Linked DNA regions of Homo sapiens: region 2 is linked to region 1. Evidence: read pairs that join two places in POLR2A ChIA-PET (ENCODE). Cell type or tissue: PC-9. All regions are shown on one strand. Each heading gives the region's core, and the rest is flanking DNA. Links, peaks and the distances in the headings are about the cores only.

What was found. Peaks named below come from ENCODE experiments on the same cell type or tissue, not always from the same donor. Only the 100,000 strongest peaks of a DNase experiment are listed, where the experiment ranks them.
Region 2: POLR2A ChIA-PET joins it to region 1 with 7 read pairs; 3 of 35 experiments call an interaction of 5 or more read pairs at or near these places.

What each region holds. Positions count from the first base shown.
Region 1 is chr1:45,657,931-45,663,252 of GRCh38, forward strand. GPBP1L1 (GC-rich promoter binding protein 1 like 1) reads right to left here. Exons shown (of 13, transcript NM_021639.5): 3 at 2,254-3,295; 4 at 1,098-1,212. The coding sequence starts at 1,157. Among named protein-coding and RNA genes, the nearest start is that of GPBP1L1, 26 kb to the right of the region's middle. In PC-9, for the core only: no CTCF peak of the experiment used is centred there; no DNase peak of the experiment used is centred there.
Region 2 is chr1:45,504,838-45,510,159 of GRCh38, forward strand. MMACHC (metabolism of cobalamin associated C) reads left to right here. Exons shown (of 4, transcript NM_015506.3): 2 at 2,519-2,713; 3 at 3,375-3,527; 4 at 3,959-5,322. The coding sequence ends at 4,378. Among named protein-coding and RNA genes, the nearest start is that of MMACHC, 7.2 kb to the left of the region's middle. RefSeq lists an enhancer at 4,128-4,217. In PC-9, for the core only: no CTCF peak of the experiment used is centred there; no DNase peak of the experiment used is centred there; H3K27ac peaks cover 1,308 bases.

The DNA.
Region 1 (5,322 bases), core at 279-5,278:
TTCCCAAAAGTCCACATTTTAAAATAGGAAAGGTAGGCCTTTATTTTTGGGAATGCCTACCAATTTCATCCTTCCTCTATTCGCTGGCAAAATGGGAAGCACTTTTAAGTTTACTAGCTTCCCAAACGTTTTATCAATAACTCAGGCTGATTCTTTTGTGTACTGTGACTAGGTCTGCTTTAATCTATATAAACTGGTAATTCCATTTGTGTTTACCCTTAATACAACACACATCCCCCCTGAAACTATTAAGTAGGTTAATGCCTCTAAAACAGTTTCTAGGATTTAATCTGAGATCCATGTAGTAGTTGAACAATCACTGCCTCTACCTTTTCCTCCTCTTCATCTATCGCCATAAACAAATGTGTGTTCACTCCAAAGGTCTGTTTACCCAAGTGCCATTCCCCTTTTACTTCTGCCCCTTTGACCTCCACAATAGGTTAGCAAGTACGTTTAATCTCCAAAGTGTGCTGCAGCTAATACAACACTTAACTGTGTCATGTAATGAGAAAAGCCTTAGGATATAATGAAAAAAGTGAGATACTTAAAAAAAGAAAAAAAGAAACATAAAAAAGTGAGATACTTGGCAGTAATAAGGTAGACATTCATGTGGACTGCCTAATTACTTACATCCTTCTAACAGAAAGCTATTAAGTCTATGAAAATGTTTTTGAAATCCTCACACGAGGTTGAATATATTAAAAAACATCAAGACTGGGCTGAGTGCAGTGGCTCACGCCTGTAATCCCAGCACTTTGGGAAGTCCAGGTAGGCGGATCACTTGAGCTTAGGAGTTGAAAACCAGCCTGGGCAACATGGTGAAATTCCATCTCTATAAAACAACAACAACAAAAACAAAAATTAGCAGGGCGTGGTGGTACACAGCCTGTAGGCCCAGCTACTCTGGGAGCTGAGTCAGGAGGACTGCCTGAGCCCAGGAGGCCAAAGCTGCAGTAAGCTGTGATCACACTACCGCACTTCATCCTGGGTGACAGAGGGAGACCCTGTCTCAAAACAAAATGAAACCAAAAAACAACCAAAACCACCCCCAAACCCTCTCATATTTGAGAAGTTACTACAGGAATGGAGAACAGTACCTTAGCTGACTGTGGTGTTGAGAAATTTAGCCAAGCAGGAACAAAATCATGCTGCGCCATTTAGGTCCAGTGTCTCCTTTCAGTAAGGTGAGGCATCCAACCTCATGGCCAGGATCTGAAAACAAAACAATTCAAATCACTTATGTTTACAAGAATCTGATACCAATGTGTAAAGGAATCTGTAATTATTCTAAGATTCCTCTTTACAGAAAGACCTGCCCTCTGAGCCTGTCTACAGATTACTTACCAAGCCTTATAACTCAGAGAAGTTCTAAATAAAAGCAATTTTTGTTAAAACAAAAGTTCTAAACAAAAGAAAACTGTAACATGAGCCTGGAAGATTTATTTTTTGGAGAGGAAGGGTCTTGCTATGTTGCCCAGGCTGATCTTGAACTCCTGGCCTCAAAAGATCATCCTGCTTCAGCCTCGCAAAGTGTTGGGATTACAGGTGTGAGTCACTGCGCCCAGTGAATCTGGAAGGTTTTATGAAGGAAGCTAATGAATTCTTGATTGTTACATCAAAGAACATGAAGAATTAAACATCTATTTAAAACCACAGACACTTATGAAAAGAGATTAATCTGCTTCAAGTACTCAGGTAACTTCTAGCAAAAGCAGTAGAAAAGATCTTCTTGGCTGGGCACGGTGGCTCACACCTGTAATCCCAGCACCTTGGGAGGCCGAGGTGGATCGCTTGAGCCCAGCAGTTCGAGACCAGTCTGGGCAACATGGCAAAACCTCATCTGTACAAAAATAATAATAAAGGAGCCAGGTGTGGTGGCACACGTCTGTGGTCCCAGCTACTCTGGAGGCTAAGGTGGGAGAATCACCTGAGCTGGGAAGGTTGAGGCTGCAGTGAGCTGAGATTGCACCACTGCACTCCAGCCTGGGTGACAGAGTGAGACCCTGCCTCAAGATGGGGGAAAAAAAGATCTTCCTAGAGAAGGACGATACAACCTCTCAAGAGCTTTTATATTTAGTTCACATTAATTTCTTCAAATACCAACTAGCATCAGTTTTCCTGAGATCTGTTGGTGTCTTCAAACCACCCCACTGATATTCTCCAAAATTAATTACATCAGAAAGCAGTCGGTATTTTTCATGATGCATATACATAGAGTCTTCTTTCCAAGTTAGACATATGGAGAATATTTACCCCAGAGTGTAACCTCTGTGGTCCTGTTTCTGAACTCGAGTCGGCCAGCTGGATCTCCCACAAGGTTTCCTTGTTAAAAGGGTGCTTAAGTAACCTGGCCGGCAGCACGACTTATGATGAAGCACGAAGAAGCCAGGTTCTGTGTCGATCACTCTCTCAGTCCCCTCAACTGCTCATCTTAAACTATTTGGTTCCTGACACGTTTCCAAAAGGGGAAAGGGGAAAAGGGGAAGGGGGGAAGGGGAACATAAAAAGTATTTGTTACATTTAAAAAGGGGGGGAAGGGGAAAGAGCTGTATCTATGTTCACCTCATTCAACTTCCTTGAGTTATGGCACTATGATGTTGCTTAATTAGGTAAGACATGGATATTTGCACCGAGTGCAAATACTGTTCATAACAAGGTCATAGCTAGAAAGACAGATGGGCTCAAGTGTGGACAAATAATGTCATCAAGGTAATAGATCAAAAATATTAAAGCCCTATAAAAGATCTGAGCAGTCAACTCCAAAACATCCACATGACAAAGTCCTTAAAATACAAATCTCATTACTCTTACTCATGCAACTGCTAAAAAATAGTGTGCAGATATGTATTTATATTTGCCTTAACCTTCAAAATCTAGGGACATAAATCTTGTCTTTGTTAAAAAAAAATAAAAAATAAAAATAGACAGGAATTTGCTACACTTTTCCCTCCACGAACAGCAGCTTTCAAGGCAAATTTCTTGGTATAAAGCTACTAAATGTATATTCTATGTCTTTGGCCTTTACTATTTATAAATTCAGAGCAAAGTTAAAACATTAGAACGATGGGTAGGATGGATATTAAGAAATAGTCAAGGAGAAATATAGGTCCAAAATGAGGATTTCTTCTCTTCAGTTTTCTGTGTTTCACTTGTTCTGCTCCTTCCCAAAATCTAAATTGAGCCACTGGAAGGAGATATGAAGAATCTTCTATGCTTTGGTAGAGAAGTCACTTATTATTTTGGATCCATTTCCACCACTTCACAATCATTTGAAAGGCCACACGAATCTATCACTCTGTAAATGAAAAAACAAAACATAAAATCACAGAAGGCAAAATCACTATCATATATACATATATCTGCTAAAATGAGACACAGTTAAATAATGAAATCAAGGTCCTGAGAGTCAAAACTCTTAAGTCCAATTTAGATACTACAGATGTATGTCACCACCTATACCAACAAGATGACTTGGATATAAATCTTTTTTAAGGATTTGAGAAAAGTCATCTAAACAGAGTTTGCTCTTTTTTTTTTTTTTGGAGATGGAGTTTCGCTCTTGTTGCCCAAGCTGGAGTGCAATGTCGCCATCTCAGCTCACTGCAACCTCCACCTCCCGGGTTCAAGCGATTCTCCTGCCTCAGCCTCCTGAGTAGCTGGGATTACAGGTGTGCACTACCATGCCCAGCTAATTTTTTGTATCTTTAGTAGACATGGGGTTTCACTATGTTGTCCAGGCTGGTCTCGAACTCGACTTTGTGATCCGCCCACCTTGGCCTCCCAAAGTGCTGGGATTACGTGAGTGACCCACCATGCCTGGCCTGGAGTTTGCTTTTTTATATAAAAGCACATGTAATCTCAACACTTTGAGAGGCCAAATTTTCCAATCAGCTATCTAAGGTATTCAGAAATGCAAAATAATAGGTCTTTCAGATATAGATTTTTCTCTCATAAATGGGACAGGTTGCCATGAGTGGTCAAAGAACCATATAGCTTGCTGGTATATCACCAACTACCTATTTGTTTAGTACTAGCCACAGCTAGGATCCTTGAGATATCTGTCACAGTATATTTTATATATTTATATGGTATATATTTTTAGATACCTGGCTCTCAATTCAGAGATTTAAAACTTTTATAATCTAACTTGTTAGGCACGGAGTGAAACAAAAATTTCTTCGGTAATTTCTCAACATTCTTTCAGGGGATACAAATTAGAAACAGGGTCTCACCCTATTGCCTAGGCTGGAGTGCAGTGACTTGATCGTAGCTCGCTGCATCCTTGAACTCCCAGGCTTAAGCAATCCTCTCAGAGACCTCAGCTTCCCGAGTAACAAAAACCATGGGACTACAGATATGCACCATCATGCCCATCTAATTAAAAAACATTTTTTTGTAGACACAGGATCTCACTGTGTTGCCCAGGCTGGTCTTGAACTCCTAGGTTCAAGCAATCCTCCTGCTTTGGCCTCTCAAAGTGCTGAGATTACAGGTGTCAGCCACTGTGCCTGGCTGTGGAAATAATTTTTTGATAGAAAAGAATTTTTGCATCTATGGGCAATTCTGGTCTATACTGGTAAATCTTAGTTTGGAAGATATTTCTCATATATCCAATTCAGCAGCCTTGCACTATTGTTCATGGGAATAAGTTCATAGGAATAAGAAATATCAAATTCAGGATAGTAAGTATCTCTGGGGAAATGAAGGGCAATAAAAGAGAGGCCCCAAAGAGTTTCAACTGTATCTGTAATGCCTTATTTCTCAAGTTGAGCGATGGGTACAAGATGACTATTCACTTATTGCTCTTTTTATAAACTTCTAACACTTAAAAGAATATTAGGCCGGGTGCGGTGGCTCACGCCTATAATCCCAGCACTTTGGGAGACCGAGACAGTGGATTAATGGAGGTCAAGAGTTCAAGACCAGCCTGGCCAACATGGTGAAACCCCGTCACTACTAAGAATACGAAAATTAGCCAGGCATGGTGGTGCATGCCCATAGTTCCAGCTACTCAGGAGGCTGAGGCAAGAGAATAACTTGAATCCGGGAGGCGGAGGTTACAGTGAGCCGAGATCCCACCAATGCACTCCAGCCTGGGTGACAGAGCCAGACTCTGTCTCAAAAAAAAAAAAAAGCAAAAAACCCCAAAATTGTTTTTATATAAGCCTACACCTGTAACTCTCAGTAATAGATAAATGAAACTGTCCCTGTAGTGAAGTTATTCTGGAAAAATAAGTCAAGCATCCATATGGAAAAGATATAAATAACTGTCTGGTGCGTACTTTTTATCTTACGAATTCTAGTTTAAACCACAGAGAACCT
Region 2 (5,322 bases), core at 60-5,059, 150 kb before region 1:
GCACGGAAGCTCACGCCTGTAATCCTAGCACTTTGGGAGGCCAAGGTGGGCAGATCAGTTGAGGCCAGGTGTTCGAGACCAGCCTGGCCAACATGGCAAAACCCCATCTCTACTAAAAATACAAAAAATTAGCTAGGCCTGGTAGCACACGCCTGTTAATCCCTGCTACTTGGGGGACTGAGGCACAAGAATCACTTGGACCCAGGAGGCAGAGGTTGCAGTGAGCCAACATCATGCCACTGTACCCTAGCCCCTGGGCGACAGTGAGACTGTATACATTTAAAAAAAAAAAAAAAAAAAGGGCCGTTTTGTTTTTAAAGACAGGTTCTCGCCTGGCGCGGTGACTCACGCCTGTAATCCCAACACTTTGGGAGGCCGATGCAGGTGGATCATGAGGTCAAGAGATCGAGACCATCCTGGCCAACATGGTGAAACTCCGTCTCTACTAAAAAATACAAAAATTAGCTGGGCGTAGTGATGCACGCCTGTAGTCCCAGCAACTTGGGAGGCTGAGACAGGAAAATCACTTGAACCCGGGAGGTGGAGATTGCAATAAGCCGAGGCTGCGCCATTGCACTCCAGCCTGGCGACAGAGTGAGAATCCGTCTCAAAAAATAAAATAAAATAAAATAAAAAAACAAAGACAGGTTCTCACTCTGTTACCCAGGCTGGTCTAAAACTCTTGGCCCCAAGCAGTCCTCCTACCTCAGCCTCCCAAAGTGCTGGGATTGCAGGCATGAGCCACCGCGCCGAGCCTAAAAACAGTATTTTAAGAAACTGCCTGGGCTGGGCCCGGTGGCTCACGCCTGTAATCTCAGCACTTTGGGAGGCCAAGTCAGGTGGATCACGAGGTCAGGAGATCGAGACCACCCTGGCCAACATGGTGAAACCTCATCTCTACTAAAAATACAAAAATTAGCCGGGCGTGGTGGCACGTGCCTGTAGTCCCAGCTACTCAGGAGGCTGAGGCAGGGGAATCACTTGAACCCGGGAGGCGGAGGTTGCGGTGAGCCTAGATCACGCCACTGCACTCTAACCTGGGCAACAGAGTGAGACTCCGTCTCAAAAAAAAAAAAAAACAAAACTGCCTGTTCTCTCCAAATTCATCTCTAGAGTTAGGGTTATATAGCCTGGAACTATGATCTCGTCTTTTGATCTGTCTGTATGGAGATGCTCTGGATATAGTAAAATTTTAATCTATTATAACCCCTTGATCTTCAGTGAAGACATAGCTTGCTGCCACTGATAGTTTCCCCTGATGACATATCAAAAGGATAAAGAAGTGCTGGTTGGGAAGAGACTGGTGGAACCACATCGTTTTGTGTCATTTGAGGATGAGTTGGACTGTGGCATGAACGGCATTGAGGGTTCAGGTGGCTTTCTCCCTCTCAGGCTTGGCTGCAGCAACATGCTTCTCCAGATTAACAATATTTTTCTGAACAACTGTCATGGCATCATATGTTGATTCTGCTTTGAGAAATCTCCGATCTTGTTTTTGTCTTAAAATGCCTTCAAGGTGTTGGACTTGGAGGGCAAGTGCGTTGACAGCCACTTTGACTGTTCCTATGCCCTCATGCACCTCAGTCAGTTGTGGATTTAGGAACTCTGCTCTGTGGGTCCTCGTTCCTGGGTTTTTAATTTTCTTTTATTATTATTATTATTTTTTGAGGCGGGGGTCTCACTCTGTTGCCCAGGCTGGAGTGCAGTGGCACGATCTTGTCTCATTGCAACCTCTGCCTACCGGGTTCAAGCGATTCTCCTGCCTCAGCCTCCTGAGTAGCTGCGATTACAGGCGAGTGCCACCATGCTTGTCTAATTTTTGTATTTCTAGTACAGGCAGGGTTTCACCATGTTGGCCAGGCTGGTCTCAAACTCCAGACCTTAGGTGATCCACCTGCCTCGGCCTCCCAAAGTGCTGGGATTATAGCTGTGAGTCACCACACCTGGCGGGGTTTTTCATTTTCATTGGTTCATTTGTAGTTGGATGAGGCCTGAAATTATTTGCTGTCAGTCAGTCCTTCAATAAATAAAATAATTCCCTGGGCCAGGCTCGGTGGCTCACGCCTATATAATCCCAGCACTTTGGAAGGCCGAGGCAGGTGGGTCCTAGCTGAGGCCAGGAGTTCGGAGACCAGCCTGGCCAACATGGCGAAACCCTGTCTCTACTAAAAATACAAAAACTAGCCAGGCGTGGTAGTGCACATCGTAATCCCAGCTGCTCGGGAGGCTGAGGCATGAGAATCACTTGAATCTGGGAGGCCAAAGTTGCAGTGGGCCAAGATCATGCCACTGCACTCCAGCCTGGGTGACAGAGCAAGACTCTGTCTCAAAAAATAATGAATTCCCTGTCAAATTCAGTTGAGTTGCTTATAAAAATGCATCACATAGCGTCAGTGAAAATTCACTGAATGAGTGAGATGGAGGCTGGGGCAAAAGTGTGAGGCCTGAAGGTTAAGGTGTGGGCCAGGCTGAGGCCTAGACTGGCCCTCTCCAGCCTGGCCTGAACTTTCTGTTTCAGGTGGCATGGTACAATGAACTCTTGCCTCCAGCCTTCCACCTACCGCTGCCAGGACCTACCCTGGCCTTCCTGGTACTCAGCACGCCTGCCATGTTTGACCGGGCCCTCAAGCCCTTCTTGCAGAGCTGCCACCTCCGAATGCTGACTGACCCAGTGGACCAGTGTGTGGCCTACCATCTGGGCCGTGTTAGAGAGGTGAGGAAGGCTCAGTTTTCCCCCAGCTCCCAAACCTACAGCTGCCTCCAGTTCCTCCACACTCAATGCAGGATCTAGACCTAGGGCTAGGAGCCACTTCAAAGGTGAAATGATACCCTAAAGCCAGGCTTGACATTCTGTGATCTTTCCTCATTCTGCCTTCTCACACACCCAGGTTCCACCACCCTCATCTAGCAGTCCCCCAGTGTGAAATAGTCTCACTCACCCTACACTGATGGGCAACTATATGAACCTCAGACCAGGTTTTCCTTGGCCTCCAAGTGGAATAGGAATGAGTCCAACATTCCCCAGGCATTGCTTTGTCCTAGACCTGCAAGCTTTATGCTGTCCTTTTGAGGACAGAACAATATTCTCCCAACACACACTCACATATACACATAACTATGTACATACCCACTGGATCTCCCCAAAGCTGACCATGCCTTCCTTCACACCAGGTGTTATGTATTTCCCTTCAAACATGTGCCCTTCTGGAAATAACTATAACTATGTCCACACTGGAGCCTCCCAAGTTAAGGTCATGTTTTCCCTTCTGAGGACAGGACCATGTTCACACACACAAAACAAACTAGGGCTCCCTCGGACAAGGTCATAACTCCCCTCATGCTGACAGTACCCTCTATTTTGTCCACTGTTCCAGAGCCTCCCAGAGCTGCAGATAGAAATCATTGCTGACTACGAGGTGCACCCCAACCGACGCCCCAAGATCCTGGCCCAGACAGCAGCCCATGTAGCTGGGGCTGCTTACTACTACCAACGACAAGATGTGGAGGCTGACCCATGGGGGAACCAGGTGAGAGGGAAAATGTAAATAGAGGCTGAGATAGACTGGTAAAGGCCTCTCCCTACCAGGTCCCACATTCCTCAGCCTTCCCTGGATGGATGTGACACAACCCAGAACAAATTAGCTTTGTTCTGGATGGGAGGCAGTCCTGTCACATGCGGTTGTCTAACTGGGTACTCGTGAGATCAGAAAACTTAGTCTGCAGAACTGTCTTAGGATACAGGGGGCACAGCAGTGTTAAGACTAGTGGTGAGACTAGGAAGCCCAGCCCTTCCCTGTGCTCAGAATAGTTTATGAAAGGGTTTGCCAAGAAAAGGACAGAGGTTTATGTAGTCAGTGTACACTGAGTGGGAAGTGAACAGGCCTAGCTTGCAATGATGGCAGTTGACTTGGTGCCAAGGGGACCTCCATGACCTTGCTTTTCTTCACCCTCTCCCCAGCGCATATCAGGTGTGTGCATACACCCCCGATTTGGGGGCTGGTTTGCCATCCGAGGGGTAGTGCTGCTGCCAGGGATAGAGGTGCCAGATCTGCCACCCAGAAAACCTCATGACTGTGTACCTACAAGAGCTGACCGTATCGCCCTACTCGAAGGCTTCAATTTCCACTGGCGTGATTGGACTTACCGGGATGCTGTGACACCCCAGGAGCGCTACTCAGAAGAGCAGAAGGCCTACTTCTCCACTCCACCTGCCCAACGATTGGCCCTATTGGGCTTGGCTCAGCCCTCAGAGAAGCCTAGTTCTCCCTCCCCGGACCTTCCCTTTACCACACCCGCCCCCAAGAAGCCTGGGAATCCCAGCAGAGCCCGGAGCTGGCTCAGCCCCAGGGTCTCACCACCTGCATCCCCTGGCCCTTGATTTTCTCCCATGTGGACCCTGATTTATGGTGGTACTTGCTAGGACTTAATTGGCTTTGGCAAAGCAAAAGGTTTTGAGTACAAGATTACTATTTTTGATAATATAGTAGAGATCTTCCATGAAGATAACAAGGCTCAAGGAAGTTAGGTTTGGCCAAGATAAAGGCCAGGGAACCAGAATTCCCATCTGCCTTCAAATGAGTTTTTTTTTTTTTTTTAGACAGAGTCTTACTCTGTCACCTAGGCTGGAGTGCAGTGGCACAGTCTCTACTCACTGCAACCTCTGCCTCCTGGGTTCAAGCAATTATCTGCCTCAGCCTCCTGAGTAGCTGGGATGACAGGTGCCTGCCACTACACCTGGCTAATTTTTTGTATTTTTAGTAGAGATGGGGTTTCATCATATTGGCCAGGCTGGTCTTTAACTCCTGACCTCGTGATCCACCCATCTTGGCCTCCCAAAGTCCTGGGATTACAGGAATGAGCCACCGCACCCAGCCAAGACTCTATCTGTTCCCATTTCTAAGCAGTTCCCCAAGATGTTGTTACAGGGCCTAAGGGGCAAATATCCTCTAAAGAGTACCTACCAGCAGGGTGTGGTGGCTCCCGCCTGTAATCCCAGCACTCTGGGAGGCCGAGGCAGGTGGATCATGAGGTCGAGTTTGAGACCAGCCTGGCCAATACAGTGAAACCCCGTCTCTACTAAAAATGCAAAGTTAGCCGGGCATGGTAGCGCAGGCCTGTAGTCCCAGCTACTCAGGAGGCTGAGGCAGTAGAATCATTTGAACCAGGGAGGCAGAGATTGCAGTGAGCCGAGATTGCATGGCTGCACTCTAGCCTGGGTGACAGTGTGAGACTCTGTCTCAAAAAAAAAAAAAAAAGTACCTACCTCAGGTAGGGACTGAATAAACACGTGTAAGGCACTTTGGAAAAATACCTGGCATATAT